4 separate regions of the Homo sapiens genome follow, and regions 1, 2 and 4 are each linked to region 3. Evidence: chromatin contacts called from ENCODE Hi-C or POLR2A ChIA-PET data. All regions are on one chromosome and are shown on one strand. The core of a region is the stretch at or near the end of the contact, and the rest is flanking DNA. Distances in the headings are between cores, read along the strand shown.

What was found. A loop is a pair of places that touch in the nucleus more often than their neighbours do. ChIA-PET counts read pairs that join two places held with the same protein, here RNA polymerase II (POLR2A). Pooled maps may share reads with other maps.
Region 1: a loop to region 3 is called in a pooled map, with 4 times the contacts of the local background. The contact joins two enhancer-like sites. A Hi-C loop is called at or near these places in 1 of 168 maps with a recorded cell type or tissue (OCI-LY7), 12 of 37 single-sample maps with no recorded cell type and 4 of 50 pooled maps. POLR2A ChIA-PET finds 5 or more read pairs at or near these places in 1 of 52 experiments (HEK293).
Region 2: a pooled map shows a loop between it and region 3 (9-fold over the local background). The contact joins two enhancer-like sites. A Hi-C loop is called at or near these places in 18 of 37 single-sample maps with no recorded cell type and 5 of 50 pooled maps. POLR2A ChIA-PET finds 5 or more read pairs at or near these places in 3 of 52 experiments (CD8-positive, alpha-beta T cell, GM12878 and SK-N-SH).
Region 4: a loop to region 3 is called in a map with no recorded cell type, with 4 times the contacts of the local background. The contact joins two enhancer-like sites. A Hi-C loop is called at or near these places in 1 of 168 maps with a recorded cell type or tissue (GM12878), 8 of 37 single-sample maps with no recorded cell type and 6 of 50 pooled maps. POLR2A ChIA-PET finds 5 or more read pairs at or near these places in 2 of 52 experiments (GM12878 and HEK293).

Annotation. Positions count from the first base shown.
Region 1 is chr7:69,693,575-69,697,612 of GRCh38, forward strand. The region is part of intron 1 of AUTS2 (activator of transcription and developmental regulator AUTS2); the gene reads left to right. Among named protein-coding and RNA genes, the nearest start is that of AUTS2, 97 kb to the left of the region's middle. RefSeq lists an enhancer at 3,629-3,678. Within about 2 kb of position 2,602, at least 4 of the 41 ENCODE cell types and tissues checked have a DNase peak (open chromatin) inside an H3K27ac peak, as active enhancers do.
Region 2 is chr7:69,735,780-69,740,023 of GRCh38, forward strand. All of the region lies in intron 1 of AUTS2 (activator of transcription and developmental regulator AUTS2), which reads left to right. Among named protein-coding and RNA genes, the nearest start is that of AUTS2, 140 kb to the left of the region's middle. Within about 2 kb of position 2,754, at least 3 of the 41 ENCODE cell types and tissues checked have a DNase peak (open chromatin) inside an H3K27ac peak, as active enhancers do; they include GM12878, where a contact is called at or near this core.
Region 3 is chr7:69,903,714-69,908,023 of GRCh38, forward strand. All of the region lies in intron 2 of AUTS2 (activator of transcription and developmental regulator AUTS2), which reads left to right. Among named protein-coding and RNA genes, the nearest start is that of AUTS2, 310 kb to the left of the region's middle. Within about 2 kb of position 2,743, at least 2 of the 41 ENCODE cell types and tissues checked have a DNase peak (open chromatin) inside an H3K27ac peak, as active enhancers do; they include GM12878, where a contact is called at or near this core.
Region 4 is chr7:69,676,675-69,680,911 of GRCh38, forward strand. The region is part of intron 1 of AUTS2 (activator of transcription and developmental regulator AUTS2); the gene reads left to right. Among named protein-coding and RNA genes, the nearest start is that of AUTS2, 80 kb to the left of the region's middle. Within about 2 kb of position 1,882, at least 5 of the 41 ENCODE cell types and tissues checked have a DNase peak (open chromatin) inside an H3K27ac peak, as active enhancers do.

The DNA of each region.
Region 1 (4,038 bases), core at 1,352-3,851, 210 kb before region 3:
CTGCATTTTCATGTGCTCATTCAGCTGGGATTTGTGTTTCATAGAACTGGTAGTATTGGAGGTAGAGGAGATACTGTGATATCATATCTCTCTCTCTGTCTGTCTCTCTCTCTCTCTCCCACTGAAGAAGAGAAGACAAAATTTAGAGAATTTGAGACTTGCTCAAAGTTGTGTAGCTAGTTAGCGATAAAGCTGGAATTGCACCAGATTTGATTTCCATGACATTGCTTTAGCCTGGTGGTTCTCAAAGCATGGTTATTGGACCAGCAGCATCCCTTGGGAATTTGTTAGATATGCAAATTCATGAGATCCCCATTCCCTTATCAGAAATTTTAATACGCTGTGTAGGGTGATTCTAATGCCTGCTAAAACTTGGGAACCACTACTGTGGTCTTTACACTATTGGGCAGGGAGATGGGAGACTACAGGTAGATTTGCTGAATTTCATGGGCAACACTAGGTTTTCATTTTACCTTATTGTTCTGCCATTTAGATGTCTCCTCTTAAAACATTTTTACTTGCAGTGATGGCTTCCTTAGACTCGTGTGTGATTGTTGCTGGGGCAGTTAGGTGGAACTAATAGGTGTTGCTTGTTGATTCCCTGCTACCAAGTACTAGTTTTGAAATTTGAGTATTCATTAAAAACAAATAGGGATTTCTGTGTCTCACTCCTGGAAATTCTGACTCAGTGGGGGTAAGGATTAGGAATGTTTAATTTTTGAAAGCCCTGCAGGTAATTTTTTTTCTACTTTTTAAAAATTATAATTTTTATTTTCTTTACTGTTCTTTTAAGACATCCTGTTATAGCATCTGCAGGTGATTTTGATGCCCAGCCATGTTTGGGGAAAAAAGTTTGGGTTCTGAGTGAAAATAGAAAACGTAATGACATGGAAAGGAAGTCAGGGGATAAGAAAAGCTCTATGGCCAGCCATGGTGGCTCACACCTGTAATCCCAGCACTTTGGGAGGCTGAGATGGGCAGATGGCTTGGGCTCACGAGTTTGAGACCAGCCTAGGCAACATGGCAAAACCATGTTCCTATTCAGGAACAAAGAATAGATCACAAATTAAACTCTGTGGGTTTTCATAAGTGGAAAGTTGGCTTTCGTTGTTCTGTATTTGGGTGCTTAGTGGACAGGAGTTATCTAAAAGAAGTAATTATAGTTGTAATGCGGACCCTCAAAGTTGAAAGTAGATTGAAATCCATTATTTTACAAGGTGGCCTTACTATTTATAGTTTGACTGTAGGTATGGCAGTGAGAGATAAAATTACTTTTTCTAGCTTTGCAAAACGCCAAACGTCTTTGAAATTAAGAGTAAAAGGGGTTTAAAATATGTACTGCTTTATAAAGCAGGAAAACCCCACTGGAACATTTTGGGTGTTTACAGAAATGGGTATTCCATGGGAGAGAACGTGGTAACCTATGTTTTGTCATCATTTGTTTAATCACTGAAAATATATTAACAGGCCAGGCATGGTAGCTCATGCCTGTAATCCCAGCGCTTTGGCAGGCTGAGGTGGGAGGATTGCTTGAGCCCAGGAGTTTGAGATCAGCTTGGGAAACACAGTGAGACTCCATTTCTACAAAAAAAGAAAAAAGAAAAAAAAGTCACATGTGGTGGCACACCCCTGTGGTCCCAGCTACTTTGGAGGCTAAGGTGGGAGGATAGCTCGAGCCCCAGAGATCAAGGCCGCCGTGAACTGTGATCGCACCACTGCACTCCAGGCTGAGCAACAGATCAAGACTCTTGTATAAAAAAGAAAAAAAATTTTTTTAAAAATATAAATATAGATTAACAAAGTAACAGGGAATATAATATTTTCAGGTTGGTCATATAGAGGAAATACTATATTGTGTTATTCAGCTTAATAAAATATAAAACAAAAAAATTATTAACTGTTTGAAAAATTGTAGTCAGATATTTGATTAGGGGTAGGTCCTGATTTGGATGAATTTGAATCACATTCGACTAAATATTGTGCTTTTTAATACTCACTTTAAAAACAAAATTAATTGGGCAAATGTTCATATCCATTTTAAAAAACTATCCTCTTAAAACTAGATTGATAGTAGACATTAATAGGCTTGATGTTGTTTATAATATTTTGCTATATTTTAAGAGCATGCTTTTGTATATTTTCTGTTTTAGTGAAGCATTTTAAAAATGCCCCCCTCCCACAACTGCAGGAATAAATCTAACAGATTTTGACCAAAATTACTCTAATTTTGAATTTCTTGAAACTGGGTATGGAAACTAGACATTAAAAAAAATCTTTATTTTTAAGCACGGTTTCTTGGTCAGTAGCTTCTGTATTACGGGAGAACACAAGAAGGGGCCTTCTTGACACTCAAGAAATGCTCTTTTTCCATCTACAAATAGGAAGACACCCTTTGTGGTATTTTTGTTTTGTGGGCCCTGAATGAAAACGTATTATGATCAGTTTTAAAAATTGCTGCCCCTTTAATATCTGAATATATTCGTGGCTAGTGAAGCACATGCATCTGTCAGATCATGGGTGAGAATTCACTTTTCTTTTTGCGATTTCTCCAGCCACAAGGACAAATTTAGTTTTGCAGAGCAGTTTGACACCTCTAGAAGCCTGCGGTTAGCCTCGGTGCACCTCTAGCAGCTGCATAGGCTCAAGAGGACCTCTGTTCTTCCCTTTTTGGTTTGGTTACCTTACCCCTCCTCAGGGAAAGGCCAAGAGACTCAGCACTTCCTCCCCAAGTGAGTTTCCTTAGTAACGTCAGCCTTCTCTAATGCTGGCCAAGGGTGTCTTTGCTGGGCTGTTTTCCCTCCAAAATAGACTCACTGGGGTATAGAATTTTTTTTTTACGTGAAGGGTATAGAATTATTTTCAGAATAGCAGCAGGGTAATTAGGCTCATTGTTGACATGTCATTGAAGTCTCCATGTGACAAAATTGCTCCTCCCTCTTTGAGCACTCTGAATACTCTTACCCTCTTATCTCGATCTGCTCTTTAGAAATACCAGCAGATAATCTGGGAGAAGGCCACCATAGCCATGCACAGAGTGGGGAGAATGAGGAGATCTTTGCTGAATGTCTTTTAGTTGTTTGAGTTGGAGATAAATGCAGAATGACCTCCATTTTGCCCTAAGAACCTGACCTTCTTGTCACTTTGTGTAACATTAATTTTCTAATGTGTTCTGGTCAATTTGTAAAAAGATTTTTTTTCTAGTGTCTCAGCTGTTGGTTTGACTTTTGTATTTTCATTGGTAAAATATGTATGTCTTTGCTGTGAGCAGAGAGAAACAGATTAATAAAAACCACTGAACCAGCATTGCATATGTAATTAATTAACACCACCAGGAAAGCTGGTTCATGGTTGTGTGTAAACTTATTTCCAAACATCTAAAAAACGTTTAGAGTTATCTTATTCAGTTGTCTCACTTCTAAGGGATAGGTTAGGAAGCTGTAACGTATGTGTATGCACAGAAACTGTTGGACAATGATTCTCAAACTTTACTTTTCATTAAAATCGTCTGGAGGGCTTATTAAAATGTAGATTGCTAGACCTCATCCATAGTTTCTGATTCAGTATGCCTGGGTGGGGCCTTAAAATTTGCATTTCTCATGTGGCCCCAGGCATTGCTGATGCTACTAGTCCAAGGACCTTACTCTGAGAATCAGTTTTAGGATGTAGATCTTATGTTCCTCTTTGCCAAGGGCAAATGAACTGAATTGTATAGGCTTCCTTTTCTTTTACAAGAAGCATTGCCTCTTCTAAGTAGACATCCACCAAATATTTATGTACTGTATCCATGGTGCCATGCACTGAGCTAGGTGCACTGGGGATAAATAAAATGATCTCTGCCTTGGGGAACTCACAGTTGAGAGAGGATTAAATTAAGAAACCCACCAATCGTGATTCAATATGAGAAGTGCTGTGGTGATGTCAGGGGTAGGCTTTCTAGATTTGCTATGAGGTGCAGTCTGAGCTTTTTCTCAGACTGTCTTAGCTTTATACCTACAGAAATAAGTGAAAGAAAATGAATCTTCTGCAGCTTAGGATTTT
Region 2 (4,244 bases), core at 1,504-4,003, 170 kb before region 3:
ATTTGCTGCTGTAGACAGCCAGTGCAGGGGACTAGCACAGAGGGCAGAGCTTAGTGAAATGTCTGTCAATGAAAGCTGTGGAGGACATTTGTATCTCACATTCAGTGCTGAATGAGATTTAAAAGTCCTTTCTAACATAAAAAGTCTGTGATCTCTGCTTCCAAGATTAATTCTTAGGTCTCAGTATGGATGGCCCAAGGATATAAGCTTTGTGTCTGCAGGGACTTTGTTTCCTATAGTGCTGGATTTCCAGTACGTAGACTAGCACCTGACATTAGTGGGCACTCAGTGAATATTTGTTGAATACATGCATTTGTTGAAAAAAGTGAAAATTGTTTAAAGTGGTACTTTGTGAACCTTTTTTTCTCTTTTTTCTGTCATCCTGGAGACTTCTCATTTAACCCCCAGTCTGTCTCGTGATCCATGCCCCATCCTTCCTTCATGCCTCACACCACCTCCTTCTCAATCTATACTTGGCAAAGAGGAATAAAGACGCTAAGGATATTGTGGTAAACCAAAGTCATCTCAGAAACACAGTGAAATTCCCTAGGCATCTGAATTGGGAAACCTATTGGCTGATTTGCTTTGACTTGGGTATTTCCTGTGATTTTCAGCCGGGATGTGCTCCTGTGCTCAGAAGTGAGGATCTGTTGTAGGTTTATGGCCTAGATTAATTGGGATATTTTGTGAAGTCTCTGAAGTGTTATCACTTCATCTTTATCCTTGCCTGCTATTCCTCATGAAAAGCATTTGAATTATTTTAGAGAAGATATAAATTTGCTTGTGTTATCCAGTGTCAGCTTAAAGCTGATTAGCATTTTGCATCACCTTTGCAACTCATAAATCATCCACTTACCCTCTCAGTAAGCAGGCTGTAAGTCAGCATGGAAGCACCTGCTGCAGCTTCTTGTCCTGTGATTTAGAGGACACTCCAGATTCTCTGCAGACCCTTCTGTGGTGTTATTCTCTGGTAAGGCTTCACCTATATGGGAAATGAGTAAAGACTTTTGGTGACTTTTTTTTCCCTAGGGAGTTCTTAAGGGTTACCCTGGACGAGAGACTTCTCAGAAATATAGTCTTTAATAAACCTGGTCCAGGCACAGGTTTGGTTCATTTGGCATATTTGTTGTTTTAAAAATTTTGGAGGTACTTTTCAACATTTAAAGTCCAGGACATTTCACATTTAAAAAAATCCAGATTTAGGGTTATTCCGGGAAAATCAGAACACCTGGCAGTGTCAGGCCATGCTGCATGCCTGGCTTCATTTGTTATTGAGAGCAGGAGTGCTCTAGGAAAGGGGTACAGATTTTCCATTTTGCTGTAGACTCTACCCCTCTCAGTTTTTCCATGGGAGTCAACTTTACTCAAAGTCCTGCACTGTAGATGCTTGAATTGGTGACATCCTTCTATGTTGTGCGAGTGTATAGATTGTTTTTTTTGTTTCTTTTTTGAGTAATATCAACCATTTAACTCAATTGAATAATAACAAGAGGCTAACATTTATCAAATGCTATTAATGTACCAAGTACTGTGCTAAGTGCTTGTAATATGTTTGTTTATATATTCTTTACAATTATCCTAATTGTATAGATGAGGAAGAAATTGAGGCAAAGAGAGGTTAGATAACTTGCTCAAGGCCACCTAGCTAGTAAAAGTCGGGCAGAGTCACTGTGGTGTCCTCAGAAGCAAGTCCCTGCTTGGGCTAGCATTTTTGCCTAGTCCGGGTTATCTCCAGAACCTGGTCTGCTCCTCATTCCCATATCCCATTAGGAACAGTGGGCATCAGTTGCAAAAGTAGATGACAGTAACACACTCCCTAAGTCCCCAGTCTGCTCCTGGGAGGAGCAGCCTGCCTTGTTCATGGCAGTCATAGCCACAGGGGGATGTTTGAAAGACAGCCCCTTATACAGTGTCTATTGATTTTCTTCACCCTCTTGTTTTGCTCATCCATCCTGTTGTTCTAGGATGCTTATTTGTCATGCATAAAAGCCTTGTTACAGTGAACCCAAACAAGTCATTGACATTTAAAATTAAATTGCAACAGGTATTGTCAATAGCTAAACTGCTCATTGACAGTGCATTGCTAATTGCATTGAGAGAACATCCTAACTGGGTATATTCTGCCAAATCAAATCGGAAACATTGGCTGTCTACCAGCAAATTCATTTTGACTTGCACAGAGTTTGGGGATCCACAGATCCCTCACCAATCTCAAAATACTGTGTTTATGGAAACGCTAATTATTATTTTTTTTTTTGCTGAGGTTCTTTGCAGAGAAGGGGAATTCTGATCATCTTCACTGACTGCTAAGCCAGGAGTCAGAAACTGTGCCTTTGGAAGGGAGAGAACTACAGATTTGGGGTGGAGTAAAGTTCAATGCAAGGGGGTCATTTGGGGAGGTGGGCCATCAGGTTCTTTATCTGTAAATCTAAGCCATATCCTTGGATCCATTTTTTTTTTCCTTCTCTCCTTTTTCATCCCCTTCTCTCTCTTCTATAGGTACATGGGAGGGGGACAAGGGTGGAGACACTTAATTTTTATTAAGCACTGTTCGTGGTATTTTATGTGAATTAATTTGTTTACTTCCCACAATGACCCTGGGGAGCAGATATGCTATCAGGTAAAAAAACTAAGGCACAGAGAGGGTAAAACTCTTCGAAAGAGTCTTGTGGTTAGTCAGCTTCTGTGAGAGTGAGAGTGGGCTGCCCTGAGGCCATCTGTTCCCTCTCCCCAGCTGATATTTTTGTGCTCTCAGGGTAAACATTTAAGCCTGTGAGTTAAACTCAGCCTTGGACTAGCTGAGTTCCTCTGGAGGCCTTGCAAGTAGCAGTTTGGTTGGCAGGGCAATTAAGTATGCTAGGTGCACTGTGCTGAACCCCAGGAGGGAGGGAAGGAATGGAATCTAGTCTTTGCTTGCGTTATACATGCTTATTGGTTTGTGGCAGGCGTGATTGATGCCAGAATCAAAATGACTTAAAGCAGCTTCCCTTGAGAAGCACTACTCTAACGGTTTTTTTTCCTCTTTGTTGCCCTAGGTCCCTTGTGAATAGGATTTAGCTCTGATTCAGCTGCTGCTGTTCTTTTGGTAATCAGTGTGGAGGAAGGAGATGAGGGCTGCTATTAATGGCTTCTTATTTTGCATTCTCCTAATCAGATATCCTGCAGTTATTAGTGTGAATGCAAGATGTTCGGTGGTGTCCCTGGGTGGTTTTCTTAGGTGTACTGGACTGTTAGCTTTCTAAGATGGAATGTTTTATTAGGTTCTGGCCTAGGGGGTTGGTTAGATGGGTGGAGGTTGTTAAAAAGCACTAAAGAAAAGGAATAGGATATAAAACCAATCTTCAGGGGGTGGGAATAACAACCCACCACCTTCACTTCCCTCCCCTCCTGCCCTGAAAACCTTATCTTGCTAATACCCTTCAGATATTAAAAGTGAAATAACAGAGCTATTTACTAGGCAGCTAAATGCAAATTCTCTCCCCCATTAGTTTTAATTAGGATGAAATCATACATTTAAATAACCACTTCTATTACTAATAACTGAACTTCTGATTCACTCTGAACCCAGGCAAATGCCTCTTCTGGTATGAATGGCCCACCTCTGAGTCATTCCGCACCTGCATATTGACACAGCCAGGCTCCTGATGTGGGTACACACATCTGGGATTTAAGGGCATGACTGGCATGTTGAATCTTGGGTATAAAGCTTTCTGCACTATACCCTGGGGACAAACAGGATAGCTCAACTGGAGAATAAAGAGCTTGCAAGCTCAAAAGAAAACAACAACCAAAAATACCTCAACCAAATTCTGCTCTTGCTTCTATCCTACTGTTTCTTTAGGTGTTTAAAGGGCTGTAGTTTTAAAAATCTCCCACCCACCTCATCTTTTTAAGTAAATGTCACAACAGTACTATGTCAATACAGTTGAAAATAAGTATTTGAGTTGAAAGAATTGGCTCTTTGAGGCTTTAACTATCAGATTTGTGCTAATTCTTTACTGTTTCCTTGACATAGTATATGCAGTCTGTGCTAAGAGAGTATGGATGTTGTCGTCGGTGTATAGAATGGTGGCTGTTGTAAACTTCTGTATGTTGGGGAAGGATTGAACCTGCTGTCTGGAGAATTAGAAACCAGCAGCTTGACTTAAATCCCTCAGTGTCACAACCAGCTAATGAAGGAGAGGACTGCTAAACTCCCAGTGGTCTTTGTGGCTACGAGGACTTACTCAAGTTTGAGACTATCT
Region 3 (4,310 bases), core at 1,493-3,992:
AGAGGCAACCTGTTGAGATTGCTTTAGTCACAGGAGAACATCATTTTAGAGGAAAATGGAGGAATTTGTGAATATTTCAGGAGCCTGTTAGTAGACTCTAACCTTGCTGGTAAGGATGGCTTATGTGGGAATGTCTTATGTGGTTTAAAAATCTTTATACAAGTTGATCTGGGTAGGTATTTCTTTTTAGGAATAAAAATTTGCTCTTCTCTCTCTGAAAATCCAGTATGGTGGGAGATTTGTAGTTGACATTGTAAACTGTAGACACCAAAAGTGTCTACTGCTTTCTAGGAAGAAGAGGAATCCATCCCAGTGCCAGGCATTTAAAATTAGAGTGATTACTAGAACTCTGCATGGTTGCATCTGCTTCATGTATTGACATTGTACCTTGGTCTTCCTTGGAGTAAGTGATAGTGGTGCTATAGACTTAAGAGCCCAGGTGACTGAGCCACCCTCTCTTCCCACCTGTCCTGATGGAACAGTCTATCCCAGCCCATGCTCTTTCCTGTTGAGAGTGTTTGCTACCAGAGGCTGGTCCCTTATTTCAGCACGACTTAGACTTACTGCTTTTGTCTGAAGAGCTTTCTCTAAATTTGTTACTAGTAGAAATTAACTTGCAAAGGAGGATTTATAATGGAAAACTTTGATTAAACGGATCCAGTTCAAGTCTCGTTTCTGAAGATCTGCTAATTAGTTTTGGATGGAAATCTAGGCCAAAAATCACACAGGTATTTATCCAGCTTGACTCTAGAGCCTACAGGTTTCTGGAAATCAGAGCATTTGAGACACGAATGTAATTTGGGATTTTACTGTCATAATGAAAAGACATGAACTTTGCTATGTGCTCTTTCATACATACTTTTGTTATAATATTTAGATGTCTGCTGGTACCTTGAACTAGTATTAAGAATGTCAGTTAAACCGTTTCTACCTCATACTTCAAAATTTCAAGTTTACCATGTTAATTGGGATTTCATTTGCTTTCGAAAAATTTTGTAGTCATGTGAAGGTTACAAGCTAAGGTATCAAATAAAATTCTTTATATTTTTTTCCTTTTTATGAATTTAAGTTGCATACTACTTTTTCCCCTTGCCTAAAGTATAGAAATAAGAAAAACTGTAAGGAAAGATGGAGGGAATAAAAGATTGGCTTATGATCTCTCTTTGGAATATTGATTGACTTGAATAAGAGTGAGATGCTAGTTTTAACATCAGGTAATTGAAGAACCCCAATCTAGGCTTGTCTGTGTTCAGGAATTACTCACGTATTGTATTGGAAGTATTGGTTTGTAACTGGGATTGGTAAACCTGACACTAATATAATAATGAGTTATATGAAAGGTGTTTTGCTTTTGTTTTATCTTGAGCATTTGGAAACAGGTTTATTCGTGTTTTTCATTTTGTGTCTTTTGACTCTATACTTTGTTGCTGTGAGCCCTGAATGTTGGGAATAGTGAGCATAAACATCACTTAACTTCAGTGAGATACATCTTTGGAATGTTATGACCAGTAATAATTTTATCCTAAATGACATTTGTAATTTTAAATAAAAATTTAGTAAAAATTGACTATGAAAAGGACATAGCATATGTATTAGGATTCTCTGGAGAGCAAGTACCAGTAGAATATATATGTGGGTAGATAAGAGGGGATTCATTCGGGGAATTTGTTCACATGATTATGGGGGCTGAGAGGTCCCATAACAAGCCATCTGCAAGATGGAGACCCTGGGATTCACAGTATGGCTCAGACCAAGTCTGAAGGCCTGAGACTGGGGTAGTCCTCAAGTCCAAAGCCTAGAGAGCCTAGAGTTTAGATGATCAAGGGCAGGAAATTATATCCCAGCTCTAGGAGAGAGAGAGAGACCATTTCGCCTTTCCTCTGTTTTTGTTTTATCTGGACACCCGGCTGATTGCATGGTGCCTGCCCACATGGAGGGCAGATCCTTCCCTACTTAGTTCACTGAGACTCACATGCCAATCTCCTCTGGAAACACCCTCACAAACACACCCAAAGGTAATGCTGTACCAGTTCTCTAGGTATTCTTTAATCCAGTCAAGTTGATACCCTAAATTAACCAACACAGCACATTAACTACCACCTCATAAAATAAAACCTGCAGAGAGAAAATAAGCTGAATGGGAAAAGGAACTGCAATGAAAAGAATGGGCCATAATTCAGCTTGGGTGATCCTGATACCTACAGGAGTTGTTCCATAAAACAGTGACCTTTTATATTTCCCAAAGTAAGAAAATTTTATATGTGTATTTGTGCATGCAGAACTTTATTAAGGGCCATTTAAATCCCATATATTGATAGAGGAGTTAAGAAAGATAAAGTGACAGGAGTGATTCTCAACTCTGGCTCCCATAAATTTCTACAATGTCAGTGATTGAAGAATGAGGGAGCACATCTTTCCTTTAATAAGGCCTAGCCAGTACACTTTTGGTAGTTGATGAGGGTAGGACAGAACTCCCTTTCTTTATTTGAAACTGTGTATTTTTGTGCTGATTAAATTTTACATTTTTCCCTCTTGTGATGATATAAAGTTATCTGCATGTGGCCAGATCTCAGCTAAAGAACATGAAATAAGCCTCTGTACATTCTGCATTCTAATCTCTGTTCACAGCAATCTTGTATCCACACAAGTCTGTACATGACAGGTAATGAGTGGGAAGTGGGAGGAGATGGGTGTCTGTGTGGTTTGCACTGGTGGTGGTGGGGAACTGAGCAGATGGTTGTGATAGCCACATGCTGCGTGATTCCCGTGGGAGTTGATGGTGGTGACAGGCGACTCACAATGTGCTATTTACAGTTTGGGTTTGCAGTCTTTCGGTGACATCTGAATGCTCTTTAGCAACTGCTTTCATTACTGCCTTTCGAGGAGCTGTTAATTGAAAATGAAATTGTGGGTGGGCTTTAAGACAGGCAGACGCAGGCAATTCTGTGTGGTAAATGTTGCTTGAGAACTGTTGGATGTCTTCATGCCCAATTTGTAATTCATTTTCTAAGACTGTAAAAGCCAAAGGTGCATTTGGAGATTCAGTTATGTATATACATAGGCAGAGTTGAATGTCACACCTTGCCCAAAGGGTCAAACATACAGTTATTGGTATGGGTGCTGTGGTTCACGCCTGTAATCTCAGCACTTTGGGAGGCTAAGGTGGGAGGATTGCTTTGAGCACAGGAATTCAAGACCAGCCTGGGCAATATGATGAGACCTTGTCTCTAGAGAAATAAAAAAATTAGCTGGGCATGGTGACGCATGCCTGTTGTCCCAGTTTCTTGGGATGCTGAAGTGGGAGGATTGCAAGGGCCCAGGAAGTTAAGGCTGCAGTGAGCCATGTTCACGCAACTGCACCCCAGCCTGGGCAACAGAGCGAGGTCCTGTCTCCAAAAAAGAAAACCACACAAAACACCTATTTGTCTGGAAACCAACCTAGGGGAATGCTTGGCAATCCCAGCTGCCTGCTCATGTCTTACCTTTGTGTAGTTCTCTTTAAATGTATACAACTGTGTGAGGTTCTTATGTAAAATCTGCTGACATCTTGTAGTGTTCTCTGTGAGTTTATCGTAGGACTTCATCCTCCTTTCTTCCTTTAGCTCTTCATAAAGTTACTATGCAGGAGTAAATGGTTATTTGTTCTCTTGAACTTTGGGATACATTTTTCCTTCCGTATCCAAGGAGGATTCTTTCCAGGACTCCCCATGGATACTAAAAGCTGTGGATGTTCAAGTTCCTTAAATAAAATGTTATAGTATTTTTATGTAACCAACACACATCCTCTCACAAACTTTAAATCATCTCTAAATTATTTATAATACCTAGTACAGTGTAAAAGCTATGCAATTTGTTATTATATTGCATTGTTTAGGCAATAATTACAAGACAAAGAGCCTGTGCATGTTCAGTATATAAGCAACCATTGTAGGCCACATTTTTGGTCTGCCATTGGTTGGATCCATGGATACAGAGGGCCAACTGTATCATATTCAAGTTCTTACATATAACTTTGTTTCTTGTAAACATTTTCATATGATACAACTCTGTTAAAGGCAGTTGGAGCCCAGAGGCAAACAAGAGAAGAAGGAAGAGAGAGGGTGGATTTTATTGGACTTTGACAGTGGTTGATGATCTTGATTCTCTTATGGCTGCCCCCAGCTGCAGGATTGTGATTTGTTTCTTATCTTCAGAGTTGTTTGCTAAAGCATTAGTAGCATTACTGAAATGGTAGCTTTTGTAAATGTTTATATGTTGAATTGTTTTATTGCCCATAGCTTTGCACAGAAATCTTGTGCTGAACAAGGAAT
Region 4 (4,237 bases), core at 632-3,131, 230 kb before region 3:
GAAAAACTGAAAATAAACGATGATTACTTTTCAGTATTCTGTGGAAATCTTACTTCTCTTTTTAGTTAATTTTTCAGTGGATAGGCTCCCTACCTGCCAGCCCTAAATTCTTATTTATTCCTGAAACTCTGGTTTTTTTCTTTTTTCTTTTTTTTTTTTAAAGTATTCTGAAACTGTTTTCTGACCATGCTTCATATATTGAAGTAGATTTTTTTCACAGAAGGGTAAAGGAAGTGCATTATGTTTCATATGTAGATGCTTTTCAAGAACACACAGCTTCTCATCATTCATTTTAACAGTGGACAATTTTGGTGCCTGTTTATGGAGATTCCTTGGGAATTATCAGCTGATAGAAAATTTCTGAAGAGAGATAGAAAATCTAATCTATTTGGATGTCTTGTTAAATGGAGCTTTTTGAGTATAAGGGTTTCTGAAGAAATATAGGCTGTCAGAGCTGATAGAGTTTAGAGAGTCTCTGTGTACCATTCTTTATAAATAAAGACAGCCAAAAGCCCAGAGAAGTGAGGTGCTTGATGTTAAGATTTAGTTAGTGGCCCCCTACTGGTCTCTGAGCTGCCCATCACTCTACCTTGACTAATAGTGATAACTGATGTTTCTGGCAACAAATCCAAGGTACAAGTTTTCCAGGGTCTTCAAAGGAAAGCTACATTATATTAAAGTTCATGCTGAATATCTTTTATTGTGTTCTGATAGTTTGAAAATTGGTTATTTTTGTACTGTTGTAAAACTATAGTGCTTAACTGGAAACCCCAGCATTAACCCAGCCTTTGCCAGCGTTTCCCTTCTATAGGATGAGAAAGTTGTTGAAGAGTGAGGAAAAAAGATGGTATCTTGTCCTTAACAAAAGGTCTACGTGGATGAAAGGAGAAACTGACACTTATTGTTAGGGAAATGGTAATGCTTACATGATGATCTAATCTGGGTTTGAGTTTCGTTTTTGAAGTCACCAGTTTTTATTTTGGTGTTTTTCAGATATTCTTATAGCCTTCCTGGGGAGATTTATTTTTTGGAGACATCGCTCACATTGTTTACTCCTCTAGGTTAAATGTACTAGGCCATCTGTTGTTAATTTTGTAGTTGTATTAAATTCCATCCTTTGGCTGGATTTTAAGCACCAAAAGCAAACTTAGACAGAAGCAGGAGCATTTGCAAATTACATAGCTTTGAGCCTAAATGGTGGTTTTTATAAGTGCAGTTTTCAAATGGGCTGAGATTCTATTTTGAGTTTTGGGATCAGTAATTTAAACACAGGGACCTCTACGAGTTCTCTGGAAAAGCCCATTTTGAGACCCTGAACAGTTGTTATGCCAAAGCAAGCTCTTGGGGTAAGGTTGGCAGTGATGCTGCTGATAAATTACTTTTAAGATGCTTGGGGCTGAAGGACAATGATTTTGTAATAGTGTTTTAAGTTCTCAGGCTGACCTATGAAATCTGGAAGTGCTCATCTGAAAGGCCAGTATTCTTTCTGACAGGCACAGGAAAAACTCGTCCCCTGCTTGATCCTCATGCAAGCATTTCTTGGAGGAAGCCAGGCCTGTGGGTCTTGGGGGCCAGAACAGAGACACTGAGAGCAACACTACTGGCATTTTGAATTTCTGCTGAGGCTGCAAAAACATTTCAAGGGAAATCTGAAGTTATCCCTTCACTGTCTACAGCCTCTTGAATTGACTTCTGGGTGTTACAGATGGGACCAGCGTGTGTAAAAGCAGAATTTATATTCTATTTGGATATCAGAATCAAGTTTCTCTTTTTAAAATAATTTTATGGTAAGTCGTGGTTTCTCTGATATGATTTCTGTTGTGAGCGGAACAAAAATCATGGCGAAATGGTGTTATTACTTAACCAAATTGCCTCGTGTACAGACAGGCTGAACTGGTGCTTTGCCTAGAGTTGGCCTGGAGTTTTCAGAAACTCAATTGTGGCCTTTATAAGGCTGTGCCTGGGGTTGTATTTCCAATCTCTCTCAACTTTTGTTCTTGTGGAAGGGAGGAAGTAGAGCTGTGACAGATATATTGCCAGATAGCACACAATAGCACACAAAACGAGAAAGACACGGCGTGAGCCATTCATGGAGACAGATTTACGCTCTGTGCTGCCCTCAAACCATAGATCCATCTATTTCAGAGAAACAACTTGCCCACTGTATTATATTTCAGACAGGGACATGGCTTAGAAGAGAGATGCTGACTCCTTCTGTTTAGCTTTTGCCGATAATGCTGCACGTTTTGCTGTAGAATTACTTTTGTGGGGATGGGAAAGTATGTTTGGCAAAGGAAGGCCTGTCTCTAGATTGGAAGTGGAAGAAGGGAGATATCAGGAGAGTAATTGGCCATGCTGTCGCCATAGTGAAGTATATGTGTATATTTTTGCTGGGTTTTGTTTCCAGCCAACTATATTATCAGGTGTTGGATTTTTTAAACTTACTTCACAATAAGAAAAACAAAGCTAGAGAGATTGTGACTGGCCAAGGCCAGAATGTTTGGCATTCGTAGTTTCTCTTTAGTTCTCTCTGTAGGACCATTTCCTGGAGTTACAGAAGAATTGACCAGTGTGTCAGTGTCTTTCATGTACATTAATGGGCGATAGTATTGGTAGTGGTTAATATAATAGCATGGGTTCTGGAACCAGTCTGCCAGGATTTACATTCAGGCTCAACAATGCCTTAGCTACATGCCTCAGTTATCTTACCTATAAAATGGGGATTCCAGGTCTTACCTTATAAGGCAGCTCTGAGAATTGTTTAGTTAATATTGAGGCAGTTATAACTAAGTGTTCAGTAAACTTAGCTATTGCATTTTAAAATTTGTGTTGATTTTATGGAAATAAATGATGATGTGTGATACCTGGTAGATTGTTCGGCAGACATTTCAAATGTAAAAAAATAACTCTGTCTGCATTGAAATCTTTCTAGATTGATAGTTTTAAATAATGAAAAAAATACTTCTGGGAATGATCTACATTTGGAAGAAATCAGGAAAGAGAAGACTGTGTGTACTTTTGCATTTCTATGTTTTGGGCTTGTAAGATATGTGATTGTATATTTCATGTCAGTAATAATTTATTTTGGGGAGTAGAAGCAAATGTCAGTTACATACATCATCTATGGAATAGATTTTTAGTTTTATTTATTTTAACTGGATGAAATGGTTGAGTGTTGCCTTACTTGGTTGAATTTAGACATTTGAGAAAATTTTTTTTTAACTTTTGTGACACACAAGGACCTTTGAATGAAATCAGTCCCCTTTTCTTCCTTTAAAAAAACTTATAAGAATTACCATTTCTTGACTAAACAGTTGTTTTCTTTTAACATTATATACTTGTCTCTACATAGATACTACATTTTTTAGTTAGATGTGTTTTGGAAGAGCATTGACTTTTTTTCCTGTTACATTGGAAAAATTTAATGGCACGTGTATGTTATTCTTATCATGAAGTGGGTTTAGGCATGCTGCCTTATACTAAATAGAAATCCTATAGTAGTTGTTTTTCAGAAGTAATCCATTGATTCAAGTCATTCATTGATTCATTTATGAATACTTAAGTATGGTTACATAGGTAGGGATTGTCAGAATTGGCTTTTGAGCATTTTGTTTAGCAGTTATAATCCAGGTGGCAAATATACTGTCTGATTCAATTACTTGCATGAAATCACTTTAAACAGCTACTTAAGATGAGTTGTCCCTAGGCCTGTCTTTATCTACTTATTGTGCATGTGTGCTAGCATACACGCATTATCATTGTTGTTTTTTATTGTGTTAAAAAAATATTACAAAGTGTACCATCTTAACCATTTTAAAGTGTAGATACTTCAGTAGTGTTAAGTATAGTCATTTCATTGTGAAACAGAGCTCCAGAAATTTTTCATCTTGTGAATATGAAACTCTATACCCCTTAAACAACAACTCCCCTCCCTTGTTCCCTCCAGCCCCTGGTAAGCACCATTCTCATTTCTCTTTCTATGAATCTGAGTATTTTATTTTATTTTTTATTTTTTGAGACGGGCTCTCTGTGTTGCTCAGGCTGGAGTGCAGTGGTATGGTTTCGGCTCACTGCAGCATCCATCCCCCAGGTTCAAGTGATTCTCCTGCCTCACCCTCCTGAGTAGCTGGGATTACGGGCTCGCGCCACCATACCCAGCTAATTTTTGTATTTTTAGTAGAGACAGGGTTTCACCATATTGGCCAGGCTGGCCTTGAACTCCTGACCTCAAGTAATC